Regions from separate parts of the Mus musculus genome. Here regions 1, 2, 3, 4 and 6 are each linked to region 5. A link is a loop called in an ENCODE intact Hi-C map of the cell type or tissue named here. Cell type or tissue: left cerebral cortex. All regions are shown on one strand. Region 1 has its middle 18 kb from the start of Gm30455. Region 2 holds the start of Bhlhe23 (basic helix-loop-helix family, member e23). Region 3 holds the start of Cables2 (CDK5 and Abl enzyme substrate 2). Region 4 overlaps Dido1 (death inducer-obliterator 1). Region 5 holds the start of Mrgbp (MRG/MORF4L binding protein). Region 6 overlaps Dido1 (death inducer-obliterator 1).

Evidence for each region. Peaks named below come from ENCODE experiments on the same cell type or tissue, not always from the same donor. Only the 100,000 strongest peaks of a DNase experiment are listed, where the experiment ranks them.
Region 1: it touches region 5 in a loop (8-fold over the local background); 25 of 42 quality-filtered maps call a loop at or near these places.
Region 2: it touches region 5 in a loop (7-fold over the local background); 19 of 42 quality-filtered maps call a loop at or near these places.
Region 3: it touches region 5 in a loop (12-fold over the local background); 16 of 42 quality-filtered maps call a loop at or near these places.
Region 4: it touches region 5 in a loop (2.2-fold over the local background); 5 of 42 quality-filtered maps call a loop at or near these places.
Region 6: it touches region 5 in a loop (2.4-fold over the local background); 4 of 42 quality-filtered maps call a loop at or near these places.

Annotation. Positions count from the first base shown.
Region 1 is chr2:180,742,675-180,747,674 of GRCm38, forward strand. No RefSeq gene overlaps it. Among named protein-coding and RNA genes, the nearest start is that of Gm30455, 18 kb to the left of the region's middle. In left cerebral cortex, a CTCF peak has its summit at 2,785; a DNase peak (open chromatin) is centred at 2,763.
Region 2 is chr2:180,776,856-180,781,855 of GRCm38, forward strand. It overlaps Bhlhe23 (basic helix-loop-helix family, member e23), which reads right to left and starts at 45. Exons shown (of 1, transcript NM_080641.5): 1 at 1-45. In left cerebral cortex, a CTCF peak has its summit at 2,826 (motif pointing left); a DNase peak (open chromatin) is centred at 2,803.
Region 3 is chr2:180,273,261-180,278,260 of GRCm38, forward strand. Cables2 (CDK5 and Abl enzyme substrate 2) reads right to left here and starts at 205. Exons shown (of 10, transcript NM_145851.2): 1 at 1-205. The coding sequence starts at 195. Rbbp8nl (RBBP8 N-terminal like) reads right to left here. Exons shown (of 13, transcript NM_173031.3): 12 at 4,934-5,000; 13 at 4,386-4,841. The coding sequence ends at 4,683. In left cerebral cortex, a CTCF peak has its summit at 2,671 (motif pointing right); DNase peaks (open chromatin) are centred at 362 and 2,695; H3K4me3 peaks cover 841 bases; H3K27ac peaks cover 326 bases.
Region 4 is chr2:180,676,559-180,681,558 of GRCm38, forward strand. The region is part of intron 6 of Dido1 (death inducer-obliterator 1); the gene reads right to left. Among named protein-coding and RNA genes, the nearest start is that of Gm22502, 19 kb to the right of the region's middle. In left cerebral cortex, a CTCF peak has its summit at 2,318 (motif pointing right); a DNase peak (open chromatin) is centred at 2,305.
Region 5 is chr2:180,580,560-180,585,559 of GRCm38, forward strand. Mrgbp (MRG/MORF4L binding protein) reads left to right here and starts at 663. Exons shown (of 6, transcript NM_028479.2): 1 at 663-978; 2 at 2,052-2,396; 3 at 2,842-2,963; 4 at 3,847-3,928; 5 at 4,238-4,312; 6 at 4,742-5,000. The coding sequence starts at 2,249. The coding sequence ends at 4,929. Gm30144 (a long non-coding RNA gene) reads right to left here and starts at 1,309. Exons shown (of 5, transcript XR_001783605.2): 1 at 277-1,309. In left cerebral cortex, a CTCF peak has its summit at 2,079 (motif pointing right); a DNase peak (open chromatin) is centred at 2,097; H3K4me3 peaks cover 1,812 bases; H3K27ac peaks cover 690 bases.
Region 6 is chr2:180,654,538-180,659,537 of GRCm38, forward strand. Dido1 (death inducer-obliterator 1) reads right to left here. Exons shown (of 16, transcript NM_175551.4): 16 at 3,426-5,000. The coding sequence ends at 4,802. Among named protein-coding and RNA genes, the nearest start is that of Tcfl5, 14 kb to the left of the region's middle. In left cerebral cortex, a CTCF peak has its summit at 3,048 (motif pointing right); a DNase peak (open chromatin) is centred at 3,071.

The sequences.
Region 1 (5,000 bases), 160 kb after region 5:
TAGCCCTCACTGTTTTGGGAACTCATTATGTAGGCCAGGATGGTGTTAAACTCATGGAGATCCTCCTGCCTCTGCCTCTCACATGCTGAGGGTTAAAGGCGTGAGCCACCACTGCACAGGTTACCAGTGAGTTTAATTGGAGTTATTTACAGGAACATGGGCAACTTACAGGTGGCTATACCACACAGGAAAAGTCTTCATTCCGAAATCATTGGTGAGGAGGGGGGTTTGCATGGCTAAACTGCCTCATGACTTCTGCTCTGTGAGGAGTGCTAATGTACTCAGTCCTGTGAGGGGCTCGCGCCAGACATCATTTCAGAATGGCCATGCCATGCCCGGAGGAGAGTTTTCCCTTGTATCATCTCCTAAGGCAGGGCAGAAGGCTCAGTGAGTGAAATGTTTGCTGAACAGCACGAAGGCCTGGGTCTGGCTTCCCAGAACCCACACACCAAAGCCAAGCACAGTGATAGAGTGATGTGCGCCATAACCCCACCCAACAAATCTTGGAGCACACTGACCAGCCATTCTAGTGTAAATGGTGAACTTCAGATGTAGTGAGAGACCTTGACTCAAAAATGGAGTTACTGTAGAAGAAAACATCTGTGTCCACTTCCAGCCTCTTCATGCACCAGCCTGGGCTAGCAGTGACATAGGTTAGACCCTCTCTGCTGTCCTGGTGCACGAGCAGTGCTCGCTCACCCATCTGCACAACTCCTGTCAGAAGTGTGCACAAATCTCCAGAGCAAGATGCCCTGAGCCAGGTGTGCCATGAAGTAACCTGTGAGCACAAACTTTCTTCTGTGGTCTTCCAATTTTGAATAAAAATACTCTTTTAAGACTGGTGTGTTAGGGGCTGGAGAGATGACTCAGCAGTTAAGAGCAGTCTGACTGCTCTTCCAGAGGTCCTGAATTCAATTCCCAGCAATCACATGGTGGCTCACAAACATCTGTAATGGAATCTGATGCCCTCTTCTGGTGTGTCTGAAGACAGTTACAGTGTGCTCATGTATATAAAATAAATAAATCTTTTTTAAAAAAGTGTGTGTGTGTGTGTATGTGTGTGCCACATGTTTTGGGGTGCCCAGGGAGGCCAGAAGAGGGCATTGGATTCCTCAGAGCTAGATTTTTTTTTTTTAGATTTATTATATGTAAGTACACTGTAGCTGTCTTCAGACACTCCAGAAGAGGGCGTCAGATCTTTTTACAGATGGTTGTGAGCCACCATGTGGTTGCTGGGATTTGAACTCCAGACCTTCGGAAGAGCAGTCGGGTGCTCTTACCCACTGAGCCATCTCACCAGCTCCCCAGAGCTAGAATTATAGGCAGTTGTAAGCTGCCCAGTATGAGAGAACCAAACTTGGGTCTTCCGGAAGAGCGGGGATTGCTCTTAACCAATGAGCTATCTCTCTAACCTGGCCTTGTAGGATGAGGCCTGATTGTTCAGTCCGAGGAGCACCCTAGGACCCTCAGGCTGTGCTTCCACACCTTCCATAGTTGTGTTCTTGAAGCTAGGTAGCCATATTTAAGAAGGCCCCTGCTCTGACTAGCATTTTGTCAATTTAAGGTGTTGGAGTCATTTGGGAAGAGGGAACCTCAGTTGATAAAATGTCTCCATCTGATTGCCTGTAGGCAAGTCTGCGGGGCCATTTCATTAGTGATTAATGTGAGAGGCCAGTCCACTGTGTGGGGTGCCACCCCTGGGCAGGTGGTCCTGAGTTGTATAAGAAAGCAGACTGAGCAAGCCATAAGAGGCAAGCTAGCAACTTTGCTTCAATTCTTACTTCCAGATTCCACTGTAATGAGATGTGAGCAGGAAATTGTAAGCTGAAACAATCCCTTTCCTCCTGAGTTTGCTTTTGGTCAGGATGTTTTAATCACAGCACAATTGAAATACTAAGACGGGAACTAGAGGGGTGGCTCAATGGTTAAGAGCATTGGCGGCTCTTCCAGAGGACCCACGTTCGTTAATTCTCAGCTCCCACACGGCAGATCACACATCTGTAACTCCAGTTCCAGGGGCTTCTATCACCCTCACAGAGACGTACATTGCAGTCAAAAAATACATTGCACATAAAATACATTTTATTAAAAAAAAGAGAAAGAAAGAAAGAAAGAAAGAAAGAAAGAAAGAAAGAAAGAAAGAAAGAAAGAAAGAGAAAGAAAGAAAGGAAAAGAAAAAAAGAAAGAAAACACTAAGACAGTCCCATCCTCCCGGGCTCAAGGGGTGGAGCCTGCCTTGAGTTAGTCTCTTTCCCTTCCCCCCTCCCTCCCCCTCCCCCTCCCCCTTCCCTCTCCCAATCCCTCTCCTCCTGTTTACAGGTAATGCAAAATTTATTATCTTGCTTTTTTTCTTTTTTGGTTTTTTGAGACAGGGTTTCTCTATATAGCCCTGGCTGTCCTGGAACTCACTTTGTAGACCAGGCTGGCCTCGAACTCAGAAATCCTCCTGCCTCTGCCTCCCAAGTGCTGGGCTTAAAGGCATGTGCCACCACGCCCGGCTAGAAACATGTTTTTAAAGCTTCTGGGCCAGTCCAGGCTCCCGTTGGGGTTTGATGGGGCCTCTCTCACATGGGCCTGGAACCTGGAAGACACCTCTTCTTTGCTTTAGCTTCCTAGAAATAGAGTCTGTATAAGTGCGTGTGGGTATGTATGTGCGTGGGTAGCTATGCCTGTGTGAACTAGTCTTGGTGGGTTTTTTTTACCGGTTCAGCCCACAACCTTGAATACAGCCATTTATATTCCACCTCTGGCCGACAGAGGGCACTGCCAGACAGGGCCACGTTAAATTTCAGGATTCTGTGGGGACTGGTGCCACCTAGCGTCCGTCTCAGGACACACAATGTGAGGGAGGGGCCAGTCTTCTGCAGCATAGAAGAGAAGGGGGCTGAGAGAGCATTGAAGTAAAGGCACCGGAGAAGTCAAGCCCAGTTCATAGTGAGGTAAAGACAAACGTGAAGCCAAGAGGAACCTTTTCTAGGTCTTCGATTCTTCCCCAGGGCTGAGATGGGCATGTTGGATGTATGACAAGTAAGAACTTTTCGACCAGTCCGTCCTGCCCTTAGTCTGGAGCATCCACAGTGGGTACGTCCTATTGCCCAGGAGAATTGGACATGGGGCTCCTGACTCCACCTTTGATGAAAAGATTCGGAAGGCTTGAGCAGAGAGGTTGCAGGTCCAGAGTCTCCAAAAGACGTTGTAATGTGGTTCTCCAGCACCCGCCCTCCCGCATCCTCCTCTTCACACCCTAGGCCCTTCGCTGCCCCTGGGAGCCTGTTCTCACATCCTCTCAGAGCAAGAGTTACTTTTAGATGTTGGGCTCAGTGTAGGTGGTGAGAGTTGTCCTCCCTGGGCACGTGGGACTTTAGTAGACTGTCCTGGAGACCTTCAAACTCCACCTCAGGGGACAGTCAATTCTTTATGGAAAAAGAGACTCTTTTTCCCACACTGGGGCCCATTAAGAGATGAGTCTCCTGGGAATCTAATCTAGAACAAGAGAGGCACGTTAGGACTAAACAGGGATGCTGCAGGGCCTAGCCCACTTTATGCATAAAGATTTTGGGATTGGCCACAGTCTTCGTGGCAGTTGTTAGATTATTCATAGGGGAGTTTGGAGGTGTGGACACATCTCCTGCAGCCTGGTCATGCCTAGTGTCTCTGTGAACCAACTGGTTGATCCCTCCTATCTCTGCCTGAATGTCCCTTCAGTTGAGACTGTGCCTGCTCAAGTAACTGACCTGTTTACAGGCTCCTGAAGTCCTGTGCAAACCTCCCTAGGAGTCCCCCACCTCTAGCTTCAGCTCAGGTACAGGGCTGCCCCCCCCCCCCCAGTTACCTTAGGTGAGACTTCCCTGTCATTCCTTTAAATCAGAGTCTTTAATGGCTGCTTAATATTCATAATTAGTATGTTAATGTCCCCTCCACATCTCTAGGCTTGTCTCCCTATTTCTGGGCTATTGTCCTTCAGCTGTAGGATAACAATGCCTTGAGGTGCCCACTTCTTCCCTTGGGAACCCCTGGACATCAGTTTTCTGGGTGAAGCCATCAGATCTGGGATGGTGCCCTGGGCTGCAGAGCCTCCAGTCCCCAGTGTTCTCTGTTCCCTTGTCTGCCAACCCCTCCCCCACCCACTGGCTCCTACTAAGGGAGGTAGTAAAGGAGATGGTTTGTGAGCTAGAAATATACTTTTGATAGGGTTTACTTTATTATGTTTAATTGAAAAGCAGTGAAGTTGAGTCATGAATATTCAGGTTAGAGTCTCTGGCAAGAAGCCAGTTTTCGAGGGTGATTCAGGGACTCACCTCAGCATGGGGCCCGTCCAAGGGGGAGTGGTGGTGGGGAAGCTATTAATTGAAATAGCTTCATTAATTAGTAATTAACAGCGGGGTAATGACTATGTCACACGTCGTATTTCAGTGATGCCCTTCATGTGTTATGGGGCCTTTAATTAAAGGATGTGCATTTTAATTAAAGGCAAGCCTGGCCCTTTGGCCTTTGGAATACAAAAGATGCTCTTGATTCATTTGAAGCTGGGGGTTGGGGGCTGGAGGCCATGAGGGTCATAAGCCGGAACAGGAGAGGACCTTGGCCCAAGGCTACAGAAGAGAAGGAGACTGAGAGTCCCCTGAATGCTGCACCACACACCCACTGGTTCCCCAAGGGCCCAAGTCCTGGAGGGGAAGCCTGGAGAACCATGACTTTAGGGACACAAAACCTCTGGTGCCAGCTTCATTTCTTTTCGTTCTGAGATACTAGGGTCTGTTCCAACAATCAGGACAGCCAACAGAGGAGATGAGGAGTCTTCAAGGGAGGAAATTGAATCTCTAACTGACTGATCGGAACACTCCGGACCTCCGACTGACTAGCAACCAGGTGCCTCTTTATTTATACACATTTCACAGAACAAAGACAGGCTAATGAATATGCAAGAAGTACAGATTATATGTCTGATTTTTTTATTACATGTCCAGGGATACAAGTTCAGTCACAATTAGAAAGGATAA
Region 2 (5,000 bases), 200 kb after region 5:
TCCTGCGCCTTCTCACCAAGGCGCGTGGCCGGCCGGGGCCGCTCTACCTCCCACTCGTATTGGCTTCGTTTTTAAGCTGCTGAGGCTCCCGATGGGACTTCACGCCGTCCAATCAGAGGGGACCTGCTGCCGGCATCTTCCCAGCCCCGCTCCACCCTCTATGCGGACCCACGGGCCTGAAGATGGGAGCCGCGGAACCTGAGGGCGCTTTGCCTGCTTCTTGGCCCCTCAACTGCCATTTCTTGTTTCCTACGGGGTCACTTTCCCAAAGCTCCAGTCTTGCCTTGTTCTGAGACCCCATCCGCAGGAGCTGCGCGCTGAGCGGGAGCTCCCAGCTGGGTTCTCCTCCAGGTCTCCGTATCCTTGCGAGTTGAACCAAATCAAATCATCTTCCTGTAGGCGGCAGGTCGTCGGTCCCTTCTGTCTGTCGCCTCAACACAAAGTTCTCCTGACAGGTGTATTCCAGTGTGGCTCCCGCGTTTGGGATGAAACCTTTTGCTTAGGACAGACAGACGTTTCCCTCGACTTCTGAGGTGAAGGATTCCCAGTCTTGTCCTGGGGGGAAGAGTATGATGGATTTTCTGTTTTGGCTGGGGAGTGAGGGCTGAGCAGAGGTCGCTGTAGAAGTGTCCAGGTTCCTTCTTGTAAGTGAGGAACTGGGGTTGACTTCACCTGCCCAGGCTTCAGTCTCAGCCCAGACCCCTCCCCACACAACAGATAATCTAGAGCCTGGTGCTTCCTGTGCTCCGGCTGGTCCTGAGTGTCTGGTTCCTATGTTGTTACACACTCAGGAGCAGGGGCTGTGCTAGGGGCTGGCTCATCTTTCCTAGTATGGGAGCCACGAAGCCAAAGTCTCTGCCTTATTGGAGACTCAAACTCTCTGAGGTTAGGAAAGGCAGAGCAGGTTGAGTTTCTGGTACCACCTAGTGCTGAAGGCTCCCTTTCTACCTAAAGAACATGAGGAGCTGCAGGCTGCAGGCTGGCCCTTCATATTTGTCAACTAAAGCCCCAAACATGAAGGCTGCTGAGGGGCTTGGTGCTTTTTGAGAAGTCCTCCAAGGTATGAACTTGTTAGGGCTCTGTGGTTTCAGCAAGAGGTCGATTCTCTTCAATATGGTAAGAGATGGGGTCTCCCTGGCTTCCAACTCTGTTCTGAGTTTCACCAGAAAAAGAAATTATTCAGTTGTTGGGCACTCTCTAAGAGCGCATAGATGCTAGAGGCACACTTGTGAAGTGAGTGTCGGTGAGAGCCATGTGTTTTCTGGAAGGTTCCAGGAACTCTATGTCATCACCAGTATGCAAGAACACAGATACAAACACATATGTGCTTAAGGAACATCAGACTTTGCTCTGGGCCTGGAAAAGAAAGAAACCAGACAACATCTTCTTGACTGCCAGAACTAGTTCACCATGTGGCCAGCTACACTGTGGAGGGCAGGTATCACCTAGAAGGACATCCTGGCCCAAAGAATGAGGTGCTTCTAAGAGTCCTTTTCCAAGTACTTGTCCCTGGGCTGATGGTGGTATGGGTGGGAGTTGGCAGTCCTGAGGCTATGGATCACTTCAGGCAACAAGAGACAAGATCTACAAGAGGAATAATGGGGCCATTGGGATGCAAAGATGGAAAGGCACACAGTAGTAGCACAAGCCCCTGAAGCTGTTCAGGGGAGTCTGTCTCCTTGGATGACAGGGAGGTTGGCCTCCAGAATGACATCCCAAGAGAGTAGTTTTGAAGCTGCCCCTGTGGCAGCAACTGCATAGATTGGAAGGGGAGGACAGCATTGCACTTGTCTGCTCCAGTCCAGTAGAGCTTCCAGAGCCTGACCAAAGCAGTGTGGGAGGCTAGGAAGAGAGCGCTGTTTGCACGGATCCAGGTCTCAGCCTGTGGGTGGAGGACGGCTCCTGTGGCCATGCTGAATGGGAGGCTCTTGGGTGATGTGGAGTGGATATTGTTATGAGTGGGGTGTCAGCAGGGTGCACTAAACTCTAGGCCATGGCCATGGATGTGGTGGGTCTTCAAGCTTTGCTTTAACAATGACTGCTATTGATTTGCATTAAAGATACAACCTGGGTCTATGAGGGATAGACTCTGAGCTTTCTAAACTGCCCAGCCAGGAGAGTAGATGTCCTCCAGTTAGAAGACTAATGTTAGTTGTCTGACAGAATCTATAATCACCTGGGAGGTATAGCTGAGTATTTCTGTAGGAGACATCTTGGTCATGACGGTAGGCTGAGAAGGCAGGTCTACTGTGCCCTGGGGTGGGATCCTGGGCTGTTAAATGAAGAGAGTGATATAAGCATCAGTTGCTCTCCTATTCTGGCTGTGTGTATGATGTGGTCATCTGCTTCAAGCTCCCGCCACCTCGATTTTCTCACACGATGGACTCTACCTTGAACCATGAACTAAAACCCACCCTTCTGCAAGTTGCTTTCTGCCAGAGTGTTTATCACAGAGACGAAAAAGAAATGGAGACATCCAGTTAATTGAGAACATTCAGTTGCATCCATCACAGCTCTGAAGGGTTAGGTTGGGGACAGGCATGGTTGCCAGCCACCTGTTTGTAATAGGCAAGATGGCTGGGTGTGGTAGCACTTGCCTTTAAACCCAGCACTTGTGAAACAGATGCAGGTGGATCTCTAAGTTCAAGGCCAGCCTGGTCTCCACAGTGGGTTTCAGGACATTCAGAGATACATATGAGATCCTATCAAAACCAACAAACCAAACAAACTGCAAACCAACTTGCAATAGGCGAGCTGCAAGGAGAGGCAGAGTTTTGCAGTGCCACACTGCCACCTGTAGTGCCACACTGCCACCTGCTGGATGATAAGGAGATTGCACAAGCAACTTCTCAGGCTCTTTCCCAGATTGGTGGGCAATTGGAGAAACCCCAGGTTTACCATCACCCCTATCCAACGTTCCTTTGCTGGAGCTGGGCGCCGTAGGCATACCAGGGCTGAGTAGGACCACAGCTGAGAAGGCAGCGCTCTTGATGCCTCTCATCCACGAAGCATGGGAGGACATGATGCTCTGCACCAACCATTTGTACGTTCCCATTACAGATGTGGGTCCTCTCCGTAACACACATGGTCTTAGGATAACGCATGGGACTGGAGCCAGGACAGCCCCATCCTGACTCAGAGTGGGCGTGGTCTGGCTTTTTTTTGAGGTTAAAATGGACCTTAGATTTTGGATGAGACTCTTCCCCCACTGTTTGGATGTCAGGTAATGGTGGCCTCCTCTGGGTAATTCAGCCATCTCATATGAGGGAACCTGGTGACCCTTGCCTCATGCAGACTTCCCAAGTGCTTCTGGGTGGCACGAGTCCATGCCCTCAAATTCTTTCTGGGCATGGACTTTTCATTTCCCACGGGGGACTGTCTTAGGCTCTGTTCTATTGCTGTGAAGAGACACCATGACCACAGCAACTCTTTCAGAAGTTTAGTCTATTGCCATTATGACAGGAAGCAGGGAGGCACACAGGCAGAAATGGTGCTGGAAAAGTAGTGGAGAGTTCTATATCTGGATCTGCAAGCTGCAGGAAGAACACACAGGACCTGGTTTGGGCGTTTGAAGTCTCAAAGCTCATCCCCAGGACACGCTTCCTCCAACAAGGCCACACCCACTCCAACAAAGCCATGCCTCTTAATCTTTCTCAAGTAGTAGTAACACTCCCTGATGACTGAGCATTCAAATATATGAACCTATTCTTATTCAAACCACCACAGGGGCCATGGGGGAAAGTCTTGCCTTTGTGCCCTCTCTTCTTTTCTTTTCTTTTCTTTTCTTTTCTTTTCTTTTCTTTTCTTTTCTTTTCTTTTCTCTTCTCTTCTCTTCTCTTCTCTCCTCTCCTCTCCTCTCCTCTCCTCTCCTTTCCTCTTCTTCTTTTCTTTTCTTTTCTTTTCCCTTTCTTTCTTTCTTTCTTTCTTTCTTTCTTTCTTTCTTTCTTTCTTTCTTTCTTTCTTTCTTTTTTCCCCAGGATCTTTTTAGAAGCTCCACAAGGGACATGCTCCCATCTGCGCACCAGCTGCAGGAGAATTGACAAGACCTCATCCTTTCCCCTTTATTCTCCCTTCCCCCACAGGAGCATCTGCTAGCCTTTTCCAAGGTGATGAGGAAGTGTCCTGTGTATGTTTTATTTATGTTTTTAGGGTTGGCAAGATCGCTTCATAAGCCTGGTCACCAGAGTTCAATCCCTAGAACCTACATAAGAGAAGTGAGTCCTGAAAGTTGTCATCTGACCTCCATACAGGTGCTGTCTCTCTCTCTCTCTCTCTCTCTCTCACACACACTCACACACACACACACACACATGCTTACACAGCACACATGCTCACACACATATGCTCTCTCTCATACACATACCCATGCTCTCACATACACATGCTCACACATACACATGCTCACATACACACATGCACACACTCACATACTCACACACATACACACCTGCTCACACACCACACATACAAATGTAATACATAACACTACAGCTGTGTTTTAAACATGTTTATCAAGACATAATTTGTATAATGTGCAACTCGTTCATCTAAAACATTTAGTTCAAAGACATTCAGAAGCTGTATTCTGGGATACACAGCCCTCACCCTAACTAACCTCAGGACAGCCTCTACCTCATCCTACTAGAGTCTCCTGCTGGCGTTCTCACCCCGCCCAGCCCACACCTGCACTGCTGACAGTCTCTGAACTGGGCTTGTGGAGTTCTGCTCTGCACTGCTTAGTTGACTTAGTTGAGGGGTGTTCTCTAGAGTGATTCCTCAGGTTATGAGAGAAGAAACACAGGGTTCGGCTTCAGTCTCGATGTAGTTACTTTGTAGCAGTTTCCCCCGTATTTCAGCACTCCTCTTTCCCAGAAGATAGAGTTCTTACTCCATGAGAATAACATTCTAGGTCCTGCATGTCTTCCCTACCAGTCAGATGTGGGTGGGTGGTGCTGACCCTGATTATAGCACCTGGGACTTGGCTGTAAGTACCCTTTGTC
Region 3 (5,000 bases), 310 kb before region 5:
TGGCTTCTCGCCTCCGGGACCCAGGCTCGGGGGCCGTCCGTCCAGGGAGATGTTGTTGAGAAAGAAGAGGGCGGCCTGACGGCGCCGGGAGTCCCCGCGCCTCCGCGGCACGGCCGGCGGGTTCCGGGCGGCCGGCGCGGGCCTGGAGGGGCCGGGGGCCGGACCCGGGGCTCCTCCCGCCGCAGCCGCGGCCATGCTCGAGTGCGCCGCCGCGCCGCGCCGCCGCGCAGCTGCCCATTGGCCGCGGCGCGCTTGCATGCAAATACCACCCCGTCACTCCCGCCCATTGGCCGCGGCGCGCCCATATGTAAATATAGTTCCGCGGTTCCTGTCTATTGGTTGCGGCGCGCCTGTATGCAAATACCACCCCGTCGCTCCCGCCCATTGGCCGCGGCGCGCCCATATGCAAATATAGTTCCGCGGTCCCTGTCCATTGGTTGCGGCGCGCCTGCATGCAAATGAGGCTCCTCTGAGCCCTTCGATCGGCTAGCGATATGTGGCTTGCCCCGGCGCTCCCCTGAGTCCTAGAGTCTTCTGTCTGTTGTAGGTTTGGCGTGGCTAAACACGGCAAGGTCGGTAGGTGCACGGAACCTGTGTCCTGTTCTCCCGTCCAGGACTCGGTGTACAGGGCACCCTTCAGCGAATGTTCATTATGGGCTGCAGACTCAGGGTGCGGGCCTGTTGTGGTCACTTGCTCCGGGGTGTTCCCTCAGCCCTGGGGTTCTTCTGGGCAGGTATCCATCCATGTTCCACCAGAGCCTGTAACTTCCGGGCTGTGCCGCCTGGCCTCCTCACTGACTGCTGAAGACACCCGTCTATGGTCTGAGGGCAGCTGACATCTCAGTTGCCTCATGGACGTGGTCTTGAGTCTGCATGATACTGGAGTTTCAGTTTCCTTCGTGGAGGATGTCCAGGACTCGAGTATACAAACCCTTCTGGCTCAGTACCGTGTGTGTATGTCGGCCCTTCCCTGTACAGAGTCTTCACCCTACCATCACCTGCTCTTTCCAGCTCCCAACCTATGTGGACTTCTTATCTTTCTTTTGTTTTGTTTTTCAAGTCAGGGTTTCTCTGTATAGTGTAGACCAGCCTGGCCTCGAACTCAGAAATCTGCCTGCCTCTACCTCCCAAGTGCTGGGATTAAAGGCATGCGTCACCACTGCCCGGCGACTTCTTGTCTTTAAAGTGTTTGATGGATCATTGAAGAAACACAAAGGAAAATCTCCCCAATGTTCTTTTTGGTCTATGGTCACTGCCTGCTCTGGTCCTGTGGCTGCTTAAAATGGGTGCTGGAGTGGAGTTGGTTGAGGGAGAGAGATCCCTGGGAAGTGGCTTCTTTCCTTGGGAGAAGCCATCGGTAGTGTTACCTATAGGAGTTCATACTGCCAGTTCCTTCCCTGCTTTTAAGGCTCAGGCAGGCTGATTCTGTCAGACACCCCCCTCTATCCATGGCATCTCCCTGTCATCCCTGAACAAGTAGGCTTACCCTTACTCTGTTCTGACCCCCCTCTTCTCCACTGCCTTTTCCTAGCTACCCTGCCAGGAACCAGTGACAAGGTGGACAGTTTTCCTGTCTAGTAGAACGCAGGGCTTGGTCCATTGAGTGGTGGGCACTCCCAGAGAGAGTAATTTCTGTCAGGGGGTCATGGTGTCTGCTGACCTGGGGTGGTGTCCTTCACACTCAGGCTGCTTACCTTTCTGAGTTTTGGTCTCTGGTAGTATGAGGTGCTAGCTGTATGACTAAGCTGCTTTGGGATGGGTAATTGATCGTGGCTAACAGAAGCCACTGTCTGACAGGGATGACAAGGAGGTGTGCTCCTGGCAGGGTACCATGAGTGTGGACATAGCCCTAGAGCTAGACCCCAATATTGGCAGACAAACCTGTGAGGTGATTGAGGGACATTTAAACAGGAACTTGGCCTCTTCCTGGGTGTGGTACTGTGGGTTTTTTTCCCTCACAGACCAAACCTGACCAGGAGGTCAAAGTGGATAAAACATACAGCTTGTGTTTTATTCAAATTTGAAAAAGCTGAAGAATCTTGTAACTGATTGAACACACACACACACACACACACACACACACACACACACACACACACCTGGCTGTCCCTTGGAATTTTGTCCTTCGGGCCTCTCAGGTGTGCTCAGTAGAGAATGGTACTCTGTTAAGCCCAGGCCTCACCCAGTCCCAGTGACAGTTTCTCCAGTTCTGGAAGTTTCAGGCTCTTACAATTATACCCACAGTTCCCTTTTATGCTGTAGTCCTTCTACCTGGTTTGGCCAGCTCCAGCCTTCCTCACTCAGTTATGGTCAAGTGAGTTCTCCTTGGCTTTCACCCTGACCTTTTGGCACATATTTAGATGCTTATAAGAGCATGCTAGGAACTTTGCCTGCTTGGCACACTTCTATTCAACCCTCAAAACCCAAATCTAAGCTTCAGGTGCCACCTTCCTTGACCTCCCCAAGGCAGCTTCTTTCTCCCTTATTTCCCCACACTGGACCCTGACTGGTGCTTTGCCAACAGTGCCTGTTTTTGCCCTGGAAATGGCAGCTCTTAAACTTCATACACAGGTATTTCCCTAAGTTTCTTCAATACCATCAGGATCTAGTGGTTCAGGGCTGATTCTTAATTCTTAGTCTTGGTTGCATCTGCCAAGACTCCACAAGGGGGCGCCTGAGACCGCGCTGACTGAAGCGTCCTTCCTAGCCTGGAAAAGTCTGGGACCTCCATCTCCTCTGGAGGTGGGGACCTTGCCCAGAAAAAGAAGCAGGGCTAGGCTGAGGCTCCCCTATTCCCCGCCCTGCCTTCAGATGGGAGGAGCTTCCCAGAAACCTGAGAAGAGACTTGGCTGGCCAGCCCCTCTGGATGTAGGCGGAGCTTATGGGCATTGACTATTCCGAGCTATCTTCAGGTCGTGTGGCTTGACTTGTGCAGGCAACAGTCTGTGACAGCTACCTCTGGGCAAATGCAGTGTCCCTCAGTCTGGAGAGTTAGGTCTCCCGACAGCTGTTAATGGGGGAGAGGCTGAAGTCCTCCTTTGGGCTCCTGGGACCTTCCGCCGGTGTCAGGGGTTCCTTCGGTTTCCTCTTCCCTTGGGATGGCTTCTTGGGGGCTGTGGGAAAGATGAAGTTAGAATAGAGATGGCAGCAGCCGGTTTTTCTGGCTTTCTACTTCTAGGCTCAGGAAAACGCAACTTGGTGAAGTCTGTTGGCCACTCTTGCTCCTGACAAGGTAGTGACTGGCTGGAGCACGGGAGGAGACCCACAAGTATGACCAAAGGGCTGACTCTCACAGAGCCTAACCCCAGAGTCTCTCTCACTGCCAGCGTGGCTGGGACTATGACCACAAGGGGTGGGCATCTGGTCTGGGCAAGTAACACCCAGGACCTTCTGAGATGCTGGGTCTATGGAGCAGAACCTCAGTTTCCCTCATGTGTGTCAAGTGGTGTTGAGTCTATGTGCTGGTCAGAGCACAGACAGAGACAGCTACAAACCCCTCCCATTCTGCATGGCTTGAGTTAATCCTAGGATGTGTGACATCCTGCTAGGCAAAGTGGGAGCATGACCCTCACGGGACATGAGCCTGTTCTCACTGGCTGTCTTACTCAACGTGAAAGGCAGAAGGTGAGACTCTGGTAACTCAGTGGACCACACCCCAGCCCGTGCGTACATAGCAGGAAGTGCTTGGAAATGACACAGAAACCCTGGCCTCCACTCGGAGCAAACACAGGCTGCGGTCAGTCCCTTTCCGGCAACAATGGCTTATTGTGGTGGCCCCAGCCCAGCCTGCTGAGCTGTAGCCTGGGCAAACATAGGGTACATGCATATTAGCTTAGGTGTTCAAAGACTCACCATTGTGCACCGGAGGAGGAAGTGTCCTGACACTCTTACCCAGGACCAGGCTGGGAGTCTGCTATCTTATCAGACAGAGTTGAACTCAAAGGTACCGCCCTGGGCAAACATGTGAGCAGCCCTGACACTGAAGGAACACATACCCCAGAGCCAGCTGGATGTGCCTCTGTGGCTGCCCAGAGGGTCACAAGAGGGTCCAAAGATGCCAGCACCAGGGAGCTGCTTACAGGGCACGGTATAACTGTCTTCAATTCCCTGTCTCTCTTTTGGAGACTGGGGCTCATATTGCCTAGGCTGGCCTTGTGGCAGTTGAGGATCCTAATGTAATTTACATTGTTCCCGTGGCTGGGGGTGGTGGTGCACACCTTTAATTCCAGCACCCAAGAGGCAGAGGCAGGTCAGTCTGTGAATCTGAGGATATAGCCTGGTCTTTTTTACAGAGAAAGTTCCAGGCCAGTCGGGGCTATATAGTGAAACCCTGTCTCAGAACAAAACAAAAGAACAAATCAGAACAAAAACCAACGCATTGTTCTCTGTGGAAGATGTTATTTCTTTATGTGTGGGATGTGAGCTCCAGAGGCTCAGGGGTGCTAGGCAAGCCTTCTGCCAACTGAGCTGCACCCCAGACCCTCTCAGCCGCACTCTTAACTCTTAAGTTTATGGAACTCTGGTGTTGGTCTTCTTGAGGGAAGGAAGCTAAGGCCCAGGATTACCTCAAGGAGGTCATTTGGCCAGGATTCACAGAGGCCTTTCCTGAAGAGGCTCGGGGCTTCTATCAGGCTCCAACTGGAACCCAGATGCTATTCTCCAGGTGTCTAGAGACACACCCATCACATTCCAGGCCCCGCTTTCCCCTCCCGGAGGTAGGTACCTTTGTCCTGCAGGTCTGAGGCCCGCTTCCTCTTCTGTTGCTGACTCTGTTGGTGGTCTTCAGCATGCCCCACCCCTGGCATGCTTGGCTCTGCACTTGCCTCAGAAATCAGGCCCGCCTGGGCAGAAGGAGACACGCTCAGGGCAAAGGACACCCTCTCCTGCCTGGGCATCCGCCAGGACTAACTTGAATGAGTGACTGAGGACCCACCTTGGTGTCTGATGTGTCTGACTCCTCCAGTTGCTCCAGGGCTAGCCTTTGTGCTCTGACCTTCTTT
Region 4 (5,000 bases), 96 kb after region 5:
AGCGTTTGAGGTAAGCCTCGTCTATAGAGTTAGTTCCAGGACAGCCAGAGCTGCAGAGAAACCCTGTCTTGAAAAACCAAGAGATTGTCTAAAACAAATGCTAAGTCACAAGGTTTGCTTGCACCAAAACTTCTAGATGCCAGTGGGCAATCAAATCAGTTTAATTAAAATCCTGCATCAAAGGCACACAAAATGTCTAAAAAGAGGTACCTGTGGGCAAGTCCAAGTTCAGGTCACAAGATCCACATAGTTCAAGGAGGAAATAAACTCTGGCATACTCAATCTCATATTCATTCTCTCTCCTCCCTCCCTCCCTCCACCCTTCCCCTCCTCCAAGTCCTGCTTGGGCCATGGAACTGAATGATGTTTGTCTGTTTGTCTAACATGTTGACCAGCAGTCCAAGTGGTCAGATGAGGTAAGGAAATGTCTGGCAACATTCGGTTCAGGACAGGTGTCCTACCGGCAAGAAACAAACAACTATGAGATGGTTCATCTAGATAGGCAATCCTTAAACACTACAGTTTAAGCATGTATATGACTGAAGCATGACTTTAAGATCATAAATGAGGACTTCCCACCTTGTGCTCCCAGTAACCATTTCCAATTTCCCAGGAAGGGCAGAGAGCTCAAAGAGCAGAGATGCCACATACAAGGACAGCCCTCTTCAACAAGCTATTCTATATGCTTAGGGACACCATCAGGTACTGCCAGACCTGACGACCAACCTGTCTGAGAGGTAGCCTAAACCACTGCCATATGGCTGATTATAAAGTGGTACTGAGGAACCTAAATATAAGCTGCATTTCATCTGAAGCCCTTCAATTCCATCCCAGAGGACTGCTACAGGTGAACTCTATACTTGCTCAGAAGCATGCCAAACCTCAACCTCAAAGCACTTTAGGGGGTTTGCAGAGTGACAATGACATCTACCTAAAACTCTGATGTTTTTCTAGATGAGGACAGAAAATACCAAAAGGCAGATCTGTGCAAAATAGAAATTATTTTTACAATACAGTATACATGACAAATATATGGAGAAAACACATTCTGAGCCAAGGTTCCCATAGATCAAGGACAATGTCCAAGGACTCTGCAGTGGATGTCTACTACTCTTGGCTCCAGTTATATTTAGCAATTTACCTTCATATCTGACTGCTGGGTTGTGTGGTGGTTAAAAATTAGAAGAGTCCTCTGAGGAAGGTACAGAGAAGGAATGAACACTCAGATAATGGTATGGACCAAGTGCTATACGAGTGTGACATTGAACAGGGGTATAATAAATGTGTACTAGATTGCCAGCTGACTTCCACTCTACAAAACAAAGCATCACCCAGCCCTCGACAAAGCCCCTCCATATAGTAGTATGGCCTGAAACATCTGTGTTGTTTTTTTTCTGGTCACAAACAGGGAATTCAAAACCAGAGGTTCCACCAAAGACCCAATCTCTCTTGGCCGGACTACATTTCAGTTATTCCTGACACTCCAAGTATACACACTTGATGGTTTGAGAGCAGCTATACCTGAAGACCACCTATTAACGTAACTCCCTAACCATCACTCTGCAGCCTGACAGCTCTGGTGGCTTCTTTCCTCTTAAGGACGTTAGGACACATTAGGCACACTCCCAACAGTGCATAAAAGTCATGTTATGTAATTAAACTGATATGTCCCATAAATGATGGCTTTCCCTAACCATTTGCCTACTAGCATCTTGAAACACCAAGCCCCCTTCTATTTTGGGTGGTGTTAAACAGGGCAACAGTTACCCATTGCAACTGCTCAAGGGACTGGCATGTTTCTCTAGCCCCTACAGGTAGGAATAATAGTGGTGTTGGCTTAGGGCAGCAATGCCAGCAACAGGGATTGACCTTCATGATTGAATAGAACAATGAATGAATTTGCAAATCCTTATTCCATTCCCTACCCCAATACTGGGTTTTCAAAAACCTGTGGCTTGGGCATACTGGACAAACGTCCTATTGAGCTACTGTTCCAATTGAAGAATTCACTTCACTTTTAACTATATAAAAATTACATAGCTGTAACTCATGAGAGACCCATCTTACTAATAGCACTTTACACTGTGGGTTGCTGTCTCTACTACTAGCTTTCTCTGCCCTCTCGTGGGGTAAGAAGGTATTGACCAACACTAAGGAGGAAGGCATCTCTAGTCCTGTGGACTACTAGTGGAAGCAAAGGTTGTCATGACCAGTTCTTTGTAATGGAAACTAAGCTGCTGAAAGTTTGACGGAGTAGGGAAGTAGAGTGCTCCGCATGGGAACCCAACTCTATTCTCACACCATGGGTCCATTAGTAAGGTTGCTATAGCTCTGTTGGTCACCAGGTGGCAGTAATGATCCACAAAGGCAGGAAAGAGAAAGGCATTAGGGGAACAAACCCTGCTCATGTACCCCCAAGGTAGAACCCCACAACTGCATGAAGTTGAAACAGGATCCAGGTGCAGGGTAGGGGTCCACACCTATAGTCCCACCCATCCCAGTCACGCTGCCTGATGGCTAGTCTTAGGAGGGCAGGCTGGCCCCATGCAGGTATCTCACCTCCAGAAGCCTAAGGGGAGTTGCTTTTTTTGAAGACAGTGATCAAGCAGCACCTTGAAACAAGGCCAGGTGCTGAATTCTGTTCCTCAGCTCTGGCTCATGTAACTTAGGACTTCCCATTGCTTCACCATACCTCTTTCCAGTGAGGTGGCAGTGGAAATGTTTTTGCTGTTGCTTCCTAGACATGCTTAAGTATCTTCAAATAAATAATTTCCCTCTACCCACACCTCATGCACATGCCTGTAATCTCAGGATTCAGGAGGCTGAGGCAGGACTGAAAAAGGTGGCCGGGACTGATATTGAAACCATCAAAAAAAATTAATACTTATCTTTAAGAGAAGTTACCAATTTAGTTTTATATGTAAGAAAACGAGGCTTGGACAAAGCAGCACAGGCTACATCAGAGATGAGTGCCCAGTGACTATGCATGTGACTAAACATGTGACCCTGCAGAGGTCCACATCCAACTAGATGAAAATCTTTTCTTACTCATGTCCAGTATTTGACTTCCATCTTAATGCAGAGACCAACTCTTGCAAGTTATCTTAACCAATCACATAGGATCTTGAAATCTTCAGCTTAAATCATGTTGGATTGGTAATTTCTTACATTGTTAGTCACTGGAATACAGTGTGGTGAGGGCCATGTGGGTGTGTTCAATCTGCCCAGCTACGTGGAAGCTGAGCTGCTGTTTCTCAGATTTCCCCAAACATACCAGGTACAGATGACTTCAGCCAAGTTCATTTTAACCATTATTTCTTTGTACCAAGTTATTACAACAATCTGTGTGCCTTCCTAGACCCTCCAGACCTAATGGGGCCAATGCTGGAGGTGCAGTGGATAACCAGGTGTAGAGAATGCAACCAGTTACCTTAGGTTCTTGCCGAGCTCTTCCAGGTTTGTGGCAAATCAATGTTGCCCAAACCTTCTTTAAAGCAGCCAAGAATCTGATCTACGTTTACACTCTAACTTCTGGATACTAAGCATGTTAACTATGTGCATGTTGGTGTGTATCAGAAGCATTTTATCACTTTATACTAATGATTGTGGCAGGCATCTTCAGAGGAGACCTTTGCACTCTTGAGATCAGCAATGCCATCAAAAGGATTTTCTTGGGAGTGTTAACTCTGATCCACAGCTCCTTAAGTTTACAGGAAGGTCATTCAGAGAGGTGAAGGACACAGGGACAGCTATAGGACTGGAGTACTCTTAGGGGCTCACTTTGCAGGTTCAAGTTAATGCTATGATCCAATTTTCTCAACAGTGGGCTTTTAAAAGACTTATAAAAAGCAAGATACCAAAAGAATGTAACCAACAACCTAGTAAGTTTTAGCTCTATGTATATTATTCAACAGCTGCCAAGTTTAACCCCCTCATTACCAATTTTGTCCCCCCCCCCCCAAACTGGGAGGGGCTTGGTTAAGATGTGCAAAGCCGTTCTCCTATCCCCTTTATTGCCACTAACAACTGTGAAGACAAATAAACGGCTCATGCAGCTGATAAAACACAGGCCCACCTGTAGGTTTCTAGTACCCGCCACAGGGCGCCTTCATGACCCCATGAAATGTGCTCCTGAAGCCCACACCTCAAGATGCCCTGGGAAACCCCATGTTCTCCCTGCTCTACCACCCACCTGGTCGCCTGTGCAGGATGCAGCCACTCCCCAGGTTTGAGTTTGTAGGTGGATGGGGTTTTGCTTTAATTCCCTACAGCCCGATGAAATGTCATGTCAAGATCCATTCAAACACCAGTGTTTTAAGTCACTTGATGAGCCATTTAGTGAGTCCAAAATACTAATTATTGTGATTATAAGTATAAATACTAAATTTTGTTTCAAAACTCTAATAACCCAAGAATATTTTAGGCAAGTGTTCAGCTCACTACCCTCCCCTGGCAATGGGAGGTGTCAGTGGAAATAAAACACAGAAGGATACAAAAACTGTAACAGCGATATCAGAATCTTTGGAAATTTTAAAAATGACAATTGTTTCTATAAATTAAGGAAACTGTACAGATATTCTAGAAAGAAAAAATATATAAATCAGGGGAACAACTGTTTGTGAAATCGAATCACCTGCATGTGGAGGAGTGGTTTCCTGTGCAGAGCAGCATGCTGCCTGCCTGTATCCACTCAGAGGGGCAGCAGCTCAGCTCAGCTCTGCCATGCAGTCTTCTCAGTGTACATGGTGAGCATCCACGAAGAATGTAGAAGTGTTTCCAGCACTGGCTTCACTTTGAGCTTCCCTCCCTCCCCTCCCCTGTTGTGTATTCTGCACACAGGCAGTGGGGAGACAGGGCCAGAGTCCTTGGGACACAGTTGCATAGACTGTGTGGTGCCCTCCCACTGTGCAGAGGAAGAGGGATCAAAGGGGACTGGTCCCATTTGGATAGCAAGAGGCAGAGAGGAGACACTGCTCCTCACTGATGACGACACTCTCAAT
Region 5 (5,000 bases):
GTTCTGCAGAGACCTGCTGTGGCTTCGTGGAGAGAAAGAATGAAGTCATCCTTCTCTCCTAAACCATCCAACCTGTCTATAGGCATCAAGTCTATATTGCCAGTCACGCGTTCTGAAGTAACAGACGGATGTTTGCAAATGTCATGGCTGGTAGGATGTGGTCTGAGTACAGAGATCGCACAAACCAGAGAGGACCAGCTAGGATAGATGAGGTTGAGGGTTACATAGGGAAGCTCCCTGAAGAAGGACGCACTCCAAATTGAAGGAGTATCCTACCTGGTAGGGGTGAGACTAAGGTGGACCGGAACCAGAAGCAGTCAGCAGCAGAGTCTACCATGCCTTAGATATTCAGAGAATAACCAGGATATTATCAATCAGCTCCTGGGCACTTAATATGTGGCAGCTCTTAGGTTGGGAACTTGCTTTATGACATGTCCCAGATGGTAGATTATGCTTCACCCAGCCGTACAGTAACTAAGCCAAGTTCTGCATGCCAACCAAGCAGAGGCAAGGGCACCGCCCCTGTGAGATCATAACTCCCAGCTGCATCATATCCACATGATAGCAGTGACCCCACACCCCCTTATGAAGCTTTATTGGGCCACACCTCCCCTGTGGCATTGTGGGAACTTTTCCACCAGCTACGCTTTCACAGTGGGAAAGCTGAAGCCTGGCCACAGACTGCTGTCTGGCTCTGAGCTCTGAGCTGTCCCAGACAATGAGACAGGTCAGAGCCAGCACCCTCCATGGTTCCCTGCTGTGAGCATTGTCTGGTTACAGGCCTGAATGAGGGGCAAGTGGAGTGTCAGGACTGGATTCAAGGCTTGTGGCAGCCAGCAAGTGATCCTTATCAAGACCCAAGAGTTCAGAGCTACAGTGGCCCCATAGCACAAAGGAGAACAAAGGTTCTCAACATCTTAGTCTGAGAGGCATCAGTCAGAAAAGGGATTCTGATGCCTGGCAATGGCTGAGGAATGGGTAAGTAATGAAACCTGGATGGGTGGCAGGGTAGGACCCATGGCACAGCTGACTGGGGTGACTCAGGCCCAGAAGCAACCATGTTCTTAAGGCTGCTGTGCCCAGCCCTTGGCCCTATCCAATCCCATGTAGAGCTACTAACACCTGCCTGAAATTCTGACAGTCTGAGTTAATCATCCAACCACTTCTGGAGTGGATCCACTGTAGGGACAGAATGGAGGTACAGGTAGGTAGCAAGGCCGACAGGACCTGGATTTCTGTCTTCTGATGCCAAGGAAGCACTTAATTCTGGGACTGTCGTGCACTCAGGTCAGGGCTACTGAAAGATATACAGAGCTTCACTCCTACAAAATGTGATTGTTGGGCTTTAAATTTTTAAATTATTTATGGTGTGTGTGTGCAAGTGTGCATATACCATGGAATACATATAGAGGTTAGAATACAACTTTTTTTTTTTTTTTTACTTATTTTATTTATATGACTATGCTGTAGCTATCTTCAGACACACCAGAAGAGGGCATCAGAACCCATTACAGATGATTGTGAGCCACCATGTGGTTGCTGGGAATTGAACTCAGGACTTCTGGTAGAGCAGTCAGTGCTCTTAACCGCTGAGCCATGTCTCCAGCTCTAGAGTACAACTCCTAAGAATTGCTCCTCTCCTGCCAGCTCTAGGATCCAGGGGTGGAGTTCCAGTTATGGGCTGTGCACAAGGATCTCTATTAGATGGGCCATCTCACTAGCCCATGGGATGTTGTTGTTGTTATTGTTGTTGCTGCTGTTGTTGTTTAAACTATTTTTCTTAAACAGTTTTAGTGAGATGTAATTTACATATTGTACAATTTATCTCTGGCAAGGAGAGACACACCTTCACTTCTAGCTGAGTTCTTTTCCAAATTACCTAACCAGGTGAAGCCCAGATTTTTGGGCCGTGTGTGTCATGCTATGCAGACTTGGCTGACTCAGAACTCCTGCCTCTCTCTCCCGAGAGCTAGAATTACAGGAGTGTGTCACCACGCCCATCTGGTGCATTTTTAAAGCATAAGGTTTGTTCCCTCGCCTTCTCCGGACAGAGCCGTAGGCAGTAAAAGGTTCAACCACCAGGAGTCGCTGCTGCACCGGAAGCCAGTCTTCGCTGCGCCTGCGCGGACGCGGGCACGCGGCGTTCTCCAGCCCGGCGAGTGCGCGCCCTCCACACCAAGTGCGCCTGCGCGGAGCCTGTAGTATTTTCCCCCTTCTCGCGCCGGGCGCTCGTCAATCGCCGGCGGCCATGGGGGAGGCCGAGGTGGGCGGCACGGGCGCCCCAGGCGACAAGGGCCCAGGCGAGGCAGCCCCGAGCCCTGCTGAGGAGACGGTGGTGTGGAGCCCTGAGGTGGAAGTGTGCCTCTTCCACGCCATGCTGGGCCACAAGCCTGTCGGTGAGCGCCGCGCCGCGCACCGGCGTGGGGGTGGGGCGGGATAAACCGTCGGGCGGGCTGGCGGAGCCTGCGACCTCCCACGGGACGTGGCCTCCCACTCTGGGGTGCCCTACTAGTCTAAGAGCCTATGACTTTCCTGCCCGAGAAGCCCTCTCCCTGGGGACACTCCTGACTTCCCTGCCCTTGAGACACTCCTACCCCAGGGAACGCCTCCATTCCCCCCCACCCCCCCACCTCTGCAGCCCCCTGTCCTTGGACCCGCCTACTATACACACCCTAGCCCCTGGAACACCCACCTGCCTTGTGGCACCTCTCTTCCCCTTTGACATGTGACTCCTGCAACACTTGCACCTGCGGGTTTGCCCACTCCTGCCCCTCCTTCTTCACCCATGTCCTACGCACAGAGGTGCTGTCCTAACCCTCAACCCACTGTCCTACCTCTCAGGGGTGAATCGGCACTTCCACATGATTTGTATCCGAGACAAGTTCAGCCAGAATATTGGGCGCCAGGTTCCATCCAAGGTGATCTGGGACCATCTGAGCACTATGTACGACATGCAGGCACTGGTGAGTTGGATCCTGGCCTGCCCATTTACGGGCTGACCGTGGAGTCAAGTCCCAGATCCTGTCAGCTGTGGTACAGGACAGAACCCTCTTCTCACTTGGGGTTTGGTATGCAGAGCAGAGGTGATCTCAAAGGATGAGGCTCCTTCCTCAGAAAAGCTTAAGTCCTGTTGTGAAAAGCACAGACTAGCGATGATCTCTGACTACTTTTTCAGGGCACCTACCTACTTTAGATTGGGTGGCACAAAAATCGTCGAGGTGATAGTTGAGGTCTGAGATGACAAAGAAGCCTTCAGCCACCGTAAAAAGCAGTAATGGTACAGCGTCAGTATAGGAGGGTCCAGAGTCGTTTGAGAGTCTGTATACTGTGGGAGCCAGACTCCTCCTCTTCAGAGAGCCTAGAGATAGCTGTGTCTTGATGGGTAGCTAGGTAACTGGTTTGGAGAGCTGGCAGTGGCTGATGGTTCTGCAGGTAACTAGTAACCTTGCTAGTCAGGTTTGTCTGTCTTGTCTGGTAGGCAGTGAGACCAGGTGACCAGGATGGGTAGAGCTGTAGGTGCCTTTGGTTGTTCATGGTACCCCTGGATACATTGGCCTGGTGGGAGTGTTACAGTGGTGAGCCGGGTCAGGTCCTTGTGTGCACATCAGCAGAGCTGCTGTGTCTCCAGGGCTCACTCAGCGGCATGGTCCTCTCCTCTAGTTTTGTTTGGCTGGTGCTAGCCTGGTCCTCTCTAATCATCTGAAAAGCCCAGCTGAGGTGGACTCTGCAAGCTGGAGCAAGGACCCCACCAGCTCGCAGCCTCCAGCCTGCTTCTCCTGTACATCTTAGTGAGCTGAGATCCTATTTTCTGTTTCTTGAAAATACAAAAATGCTTTGTGCCGGCAGCACGAGTCTGAGATTCTTCCATTCCCAAATCCAGAGAGGAACTTTGTCCTTCCAGATGAGATCATTCAGGAAGTCCGAGAAGGTGAGACTCGGCCACCACCAGGGCTGGGAATAAAAAAAGCCTCACCAGGCCAAAGGTGGGGCGGTCTGGGGCCTCCAGGGAGGTGTAAGGATCCTGCTCAGACCATACCTCCAGTGGCACCTGGGAGGTTTTGGGAGCCAAGGGCTGGGGAGAGCGGTGCTCAAAGGCAGTCTCCTGATGGATGCCGTCTCGTGATGGACGCCGAGGCCTGTGTGGGCAGCGAGAATCGGAAGCAGTCATGGCCAGACCGTCCCCCAGCGCTGGCCACCACCGTGGGTTTCCAGTGAACGGCAGCTGTCTCCTCCACAGGAAAAGTGGTCATTGAAGAAGAAATGAAGGAGGAGATGAAGGAGGATGTGGACCCCCACAGTGGGGCTGATGATGGTGAGTGTGAACTGCCCTTTGGAGCAAACATGTCTCCCCCCCAGTCTCCTCACCGCAGGCCAGCCTCAGGCAGAGTGAGGTCAGGTAGCCATGGAGTCAAGAGTGAATGGTCACTTAAAGATGAACTCAGTGCAGGTCATCTTAGGCAGGATGGCCCCTGGGGGCCATGAAGGAAGGAACCAAGGGCCAAGGATGGGGGCCTCTGAGGGCCAAGAAGGAAGGGGCCAAGGCCGGGAGCATCAGGTGGGCTCAGACAGGAGACCCCCTGGGACTCCAGGTTTCTCTTCAAGCCCAGCTGTTCAGGGCACTTACCCAGGGGAACATAACTGGGTACAAAGAGCCTGATGTACCTCTGATTTCTCTAGCTGAACAGGAAAATGAGATGAGTGTCTGTATATTCTATTTCAGCCAAATGATTTTGTTTCTCAGTTTTTTCATCTTCAGGGAGCTTGGGGAAAGCATTAGAAAAATCCAGCAAAGACAAAGAGAAGAACTCCTCAGACTTGGGGTGCAAAGAAGGGGCAGACAAGCGGAAGCGCAGCCGGGTCACTGACAAGGTCCTGACTGCCAACAGCAATCCCTCCAGCCCCAGTGCTGCCAAGAGGCGCCGCACATAGACACCTCATCCTCAGGTGGCCACAGAGATGCTCCAACTGCCTGTCTCCAGGTCCCTGGGTGAATGTGGCCA
Region 6 (5,000 bases), 74 kb after region 5:
GTACACGTGCTTACTCATGTATGTGCCTGTGAGGATGTGTGTACACGTGCTTACACATACATGTGTACAGGAGTTGGAACTCCAGTCTGTAGTTTCCTTCCACTATAAGATGGGCCCTCTTTTAAGTCTGGGTTTCTGAGGAGTAAGTCATGTTATAGCATTGCCACCAAGATCCAGAGCCAATCCAGATCCCCAGGTTGTCCCGTGCTGCCTCTCACCCGTGTCCCAGCCTAGCCACCTTGATCTTCCTTCTGTTCTCCAAGTATCGCCTTTATGCAGCCACTCCATAATCGACTCAGGAGGGCCCTGGCTTACAAACACGGGCAGTGCCCCCCCAGAACCTCCCTTACTGCTTCCCCCAATCCTCCAGCTTGTACAGCACTGGGAAACCACCTGTTCTGGCACCGGCCTGAGTACCTGTCCTAGCGCCAGCCTGAGCAGGGCCACAGCCTCTCCAACAGCTCAGTCCCCAGAGTCCATTTTCTTTCCTGGGTGCAATTATATCCCCTCAAACAAAGCTGGCTCTGACTGTTGCTGAGTGGGTGGTGACTCTGTAAGTCATTTGAAAAGTGCTAGATTTTCTAAGGGGACGGGTGTTCTGCTTGTCACCTGTTACATCTTTGTGGCCCCAGTTGCACTGTGGTCGTTAACAACACTGGTGTGCATCATGGAATAACACACTGCTCACAGTTTCCCCGTCTTTGTAGACTCTGATTTGTTCAGAGACAAAGAACTCAGGCAGCAAGGTTGACAGATGGCCACAAGTCTCCTGAGGGCAGAGGGGCAGCAAGCATGCCCGTGAGGCCTCAGGTCTTTGGCCAGCTTTATACAATGACGCCAGGCCTGTAGGGCAGTATTCCCCGAGGCCAAAGGGCAGAGAGGTAGGAAGCCTGAGCAGTAAAGCATGAAGTACATCAACAGGGCCAGACCCTCTTCTTGCACCAGGCTTCTATGGAGCCACACAGCGCCCTTTGCACAAGTCTTTGTTCCCTGGAGCTTCACTTGGTAATTGTGTCCCTGAAACCAGCATGGCAAAGCAAAACGGCGCAGGCAGACCATTCCAGCACTGACCAGGATGTCACAGCAGCCTTGGGCTTTCGTGCACACTTCCGGTACTTCCCATTGGTTTTCTACACCAGCACTTGGGACTTTACAAACGTACAAGTCCTGAGCTGTCTTTCTACCTCAGGCTCCCAAGTGCTAGGGTTGTAGATACACCCCATTGCACTCCCCCACTCCACCCCCCCACCCACTGCATCCCCCACCCCCACACCACATCCAACACCCCCACCCCGCACCCCACCTGGTGAGCTTTTACTGTGTTAACTTCCTGGGAAGATGTGAACATTTCTGTTCACCTCAGATAAGGCTCTGGTGACAGAAAAAGAAACAATTCTACCAAAGTCGAGTTTGGTGATCCAATAAGTTGGTCAGGTCTTCTTACAGAACACAGGTGACTCCAAAATAAGCTAAGTTTAAAAAAACAACAAAAAAAAAATCATACTTTTTTTTTCTTTTTAAAGTAAAAACTTTGTAAACAATACTGTTTTTGAGACGGGGTCTCACTATGCAACCCTGGCCCTAAACTCAGAAATCTGTCTACCTACAAAGCATGTGCTACCAAGCCCTGCTGTAAACATGGTATGCTTTGAGGATTTACCCAGTAAACCTACAATACTATACACAATCTCAATTTTATTAATTAAAAAAAAGTAGATTAAAGTATTATAGTTGGCTCTGAAATGTCCCCCACAGGCTTAAAATTTTGAATACACAAGGTTCTGCTCTGGGAGCTAATAAAACCTTTAAGACAGGGAGGGGACCTAGCTGGTTGACATAGGCCACCAAGTTAGGGAAGGGTGGCTTTGAGGGGTTCAGCCAAACTGTACTCCAGGTCCTGAGCAATGTTTTGTTTTGTTTAAATTGTCCTTTTTTTTTTAAAAGATTCATTATATATATATATATATATATATATATATATATAATGAATATATATTTATATATATAAAAAAGTGCTCTATCATTATGTACTTCTGCATGCCAGAAGAGGGCATCAGATCCATTTATAGATGGTATTGAGCTACCATGTGGTTGCTGGGAATTGAACTTAGGACTTCTGGAAGAACAGCCAGTGTTCTTAACTGCTGAGCCATCTCTCTGGCCCCAGGGATGCTTCTTGATTCACTAAGATGTGAGGACAGGCCACAAGCTCTCACTGTCAATGACTGCTGTTTGTCTCCACAAAGCACTGACCCTGAAGTACTAATCAGTCTTTCCTTTCTCCCTTGTTTCTATCAGATATGTCACAGCAATGAGGAAAGCAAATATGTTTTACTGACAGTCTGCTGGGTGTAAAGTTAGCTGACCATCACCCTGCACACCCACACGTGTTGCTGCTGTGGGAAGCAGCAGGTTTGAGATCCAGTACCTGCCAGCTGCCTTCCCCCTGGTTGTTGCCCTTGGTATGACTGCAGACATACCCAGTCATCACTGCTTTCGCTGGGACACAGACACCATTGCTTGCTTGTTACTGGGCTTGGCAACGTATGTCCTAGCTGGTGTTGCCAGGGGTCTAGTATGAGGTGGAGGGCACTACCATACCCTGGGGCCCCTAATAAATCTTTTCATTTCCCCTTACTCTGCCTTCTCAGGTGTGCCAGAGCTGTAAGCTTTGTCCACCAAACCCTGCAATAGGTTTCACAGAGCCTTGGAATAAATACAACCCTGCAATAGGTTTCACGGAGCCTGAGAATAAATACAAGTGATATAACCCAGCCAAGGCACACATGTAAAGTTAAGATGAGAACTAGAGGAATGGTGCCAGTCCCAGAACTCAGGAGGCTGAAGCAGGATTGCTGTCAATTTGAGGCTATATAGTGAGACTGTCTTAAAACAGAAAGTGGATATGGCTGTCAGGGGCTTCTTTGGTGAGTTGCCCCAGCAAACACTTCAGCTGGGTGCTGGTCAGGATCATCCTGCCAAATTCTTGCTGCACTGGGTACCATGTGGGGATGTAGCAGCTGGATTTAGGTCCAAGTCTTACCAGTAGGTGGCAGTCAAGGGCAGGACCACATGTACTTGAGCTGAGCCAACTACACTAGAATGTTGGCTCTACAGCTCAGCTCCCTTAAAAAAGCCAGCAGTGAAAGGCTAGATTCTATCCATGGCACTTATGCATTTCAGACCCACTACCTTCTGCCAAGGCGCATGTTGCCTCCAGTGACACCTCCAGGCTGCCTGTAATCCCATGAACCTGCAGTCAGGGTTCTCTATAGAACATCAGCCAGCACATTACTCTGTGGGCGGTGATACCGTAGCACAGCCGGCAGCATCCAACACACAAGTAGGGTTGCCAGTAGGGAGTGGGATGCCTTTGCCTGTACCTGTGACAACTAGGGGTCAAGGTTGAGTGAAGAGAGAGACAAGAACTCTGTAGATATTTATTCTACTTCAAGTAACAAAACCTATGGAGTCCTGTGTTTCAATGGACAGTGATATAACACTCTGCAATACAAAATACAATGTACAGAAATTTCTACAAAGTAAACCTAAAGAAACACACTTGATTTTTATGCTTGTGCATTTAAGTTAGAAAATTTTACTTTACACTTTTTTAAAAAAACAAAAAACCTTCACATATTAGATGTTGAAACTGACACTTTCATGTAATTTAGCCTACTATTTGGTTTACAATAGCAAATATCCCAAATTGCTATTTTCCCATGTCTTTTCAACTTAAACATCTGTGCTATAAAGTGAAAAAATCTGTAGTGATGTACAGTGAAATAAGACTCCGAAGAACAAACGAAGCTAATTCTCTATCTGAAAAAGTAAGTTTATGAAAATATAAAAGGAACTATCAAACATATTTGCACAGTCAGATACGTTAGCCAGCCTTCTTACAGCATCTTTAGAGGCAACCGGGGCGACACAGCAGTTATCCTTCCATGAAGCAGGCTGCTTCACCACCATCCTCTTCGTTTCCAGATTTGGTACAAACATTGCCCCATCCCACTGAGAAGCTTCCAAACCCATCGCCTATCTGGAGTCTGTCAGTCTGCAGAGCCACTCAGAGGGCAGCAATGGGCAATGCTTGACTCCTGTCTCTTCCCTCTTAAATGCTCTGAACTGAATCTTTCTTTCTTTAGGCTGATAAATTTGAACATTTAAAAATAAATTGTTATTTAAAAATGTTACAATTTCTACTAGGACAGGCTATTTCTAATTAAGTTCTGAAAAAACTTGTAAGGTGCTGCATTGCTGGGAGCTGGGCGGGCCTCAGAAGGCAGTTCTTCCACCGCTGCAATTGCGCACAGCCCCCAGCTCACCTCGACAATAGTGCTTTCCGACTAGGACAGCACTGAGGAAAGCCCCTGGATAGACGGAAGCAGAGATGGCTACACAGGGAAAGCTAGCTCTAAGGTCCACTGAAATCCCCTTAAAACTTACACCAGTCAAGTTATTGGAAAAAACTTTATAATCTGAAAAAAAGCAATATGCTTTTGTAGACATTTTCCCATTTCTCTAATTTTAAATGGAAATATTTTTAAAAAATCAGAATTGTAAAGTTGGGAAAATTTGTAACAAACCATTATACACAAAATTACAGTAATTCCTGAAGTCCAGAATATTATATCCTGTATATAAGTTCATAGCTATTTCAAAAACTCTTTGCTCAACACATTTTATGCACTTGGCTTTTAAAGGGGTCTTTGCCAGGCTGAGCCTATATACACAATAACTGACACAGGTCTTTGTCCACACCAGCAGGTCGTGTCCCCAGCCCCGAGTGCAATGGCCTCTAGGCCTGGGCTGCAGCAGGGCCCCCCTCAGAGGTCCTGGCCTCAGGCTTCTGGTCCCGAGGGCTCTCTCTGCTCTTGCTGCGGTCCTTCCGGTCCCGGCCTCGGTCCCTGTCCCTGTCTCGTGCTCTCTCACGGTCCCTGTCTCGGTCTCTGCTGCGGGACCTGTCTCGGTCTCGCCGCCTTTCTCGGTCCCGGTCG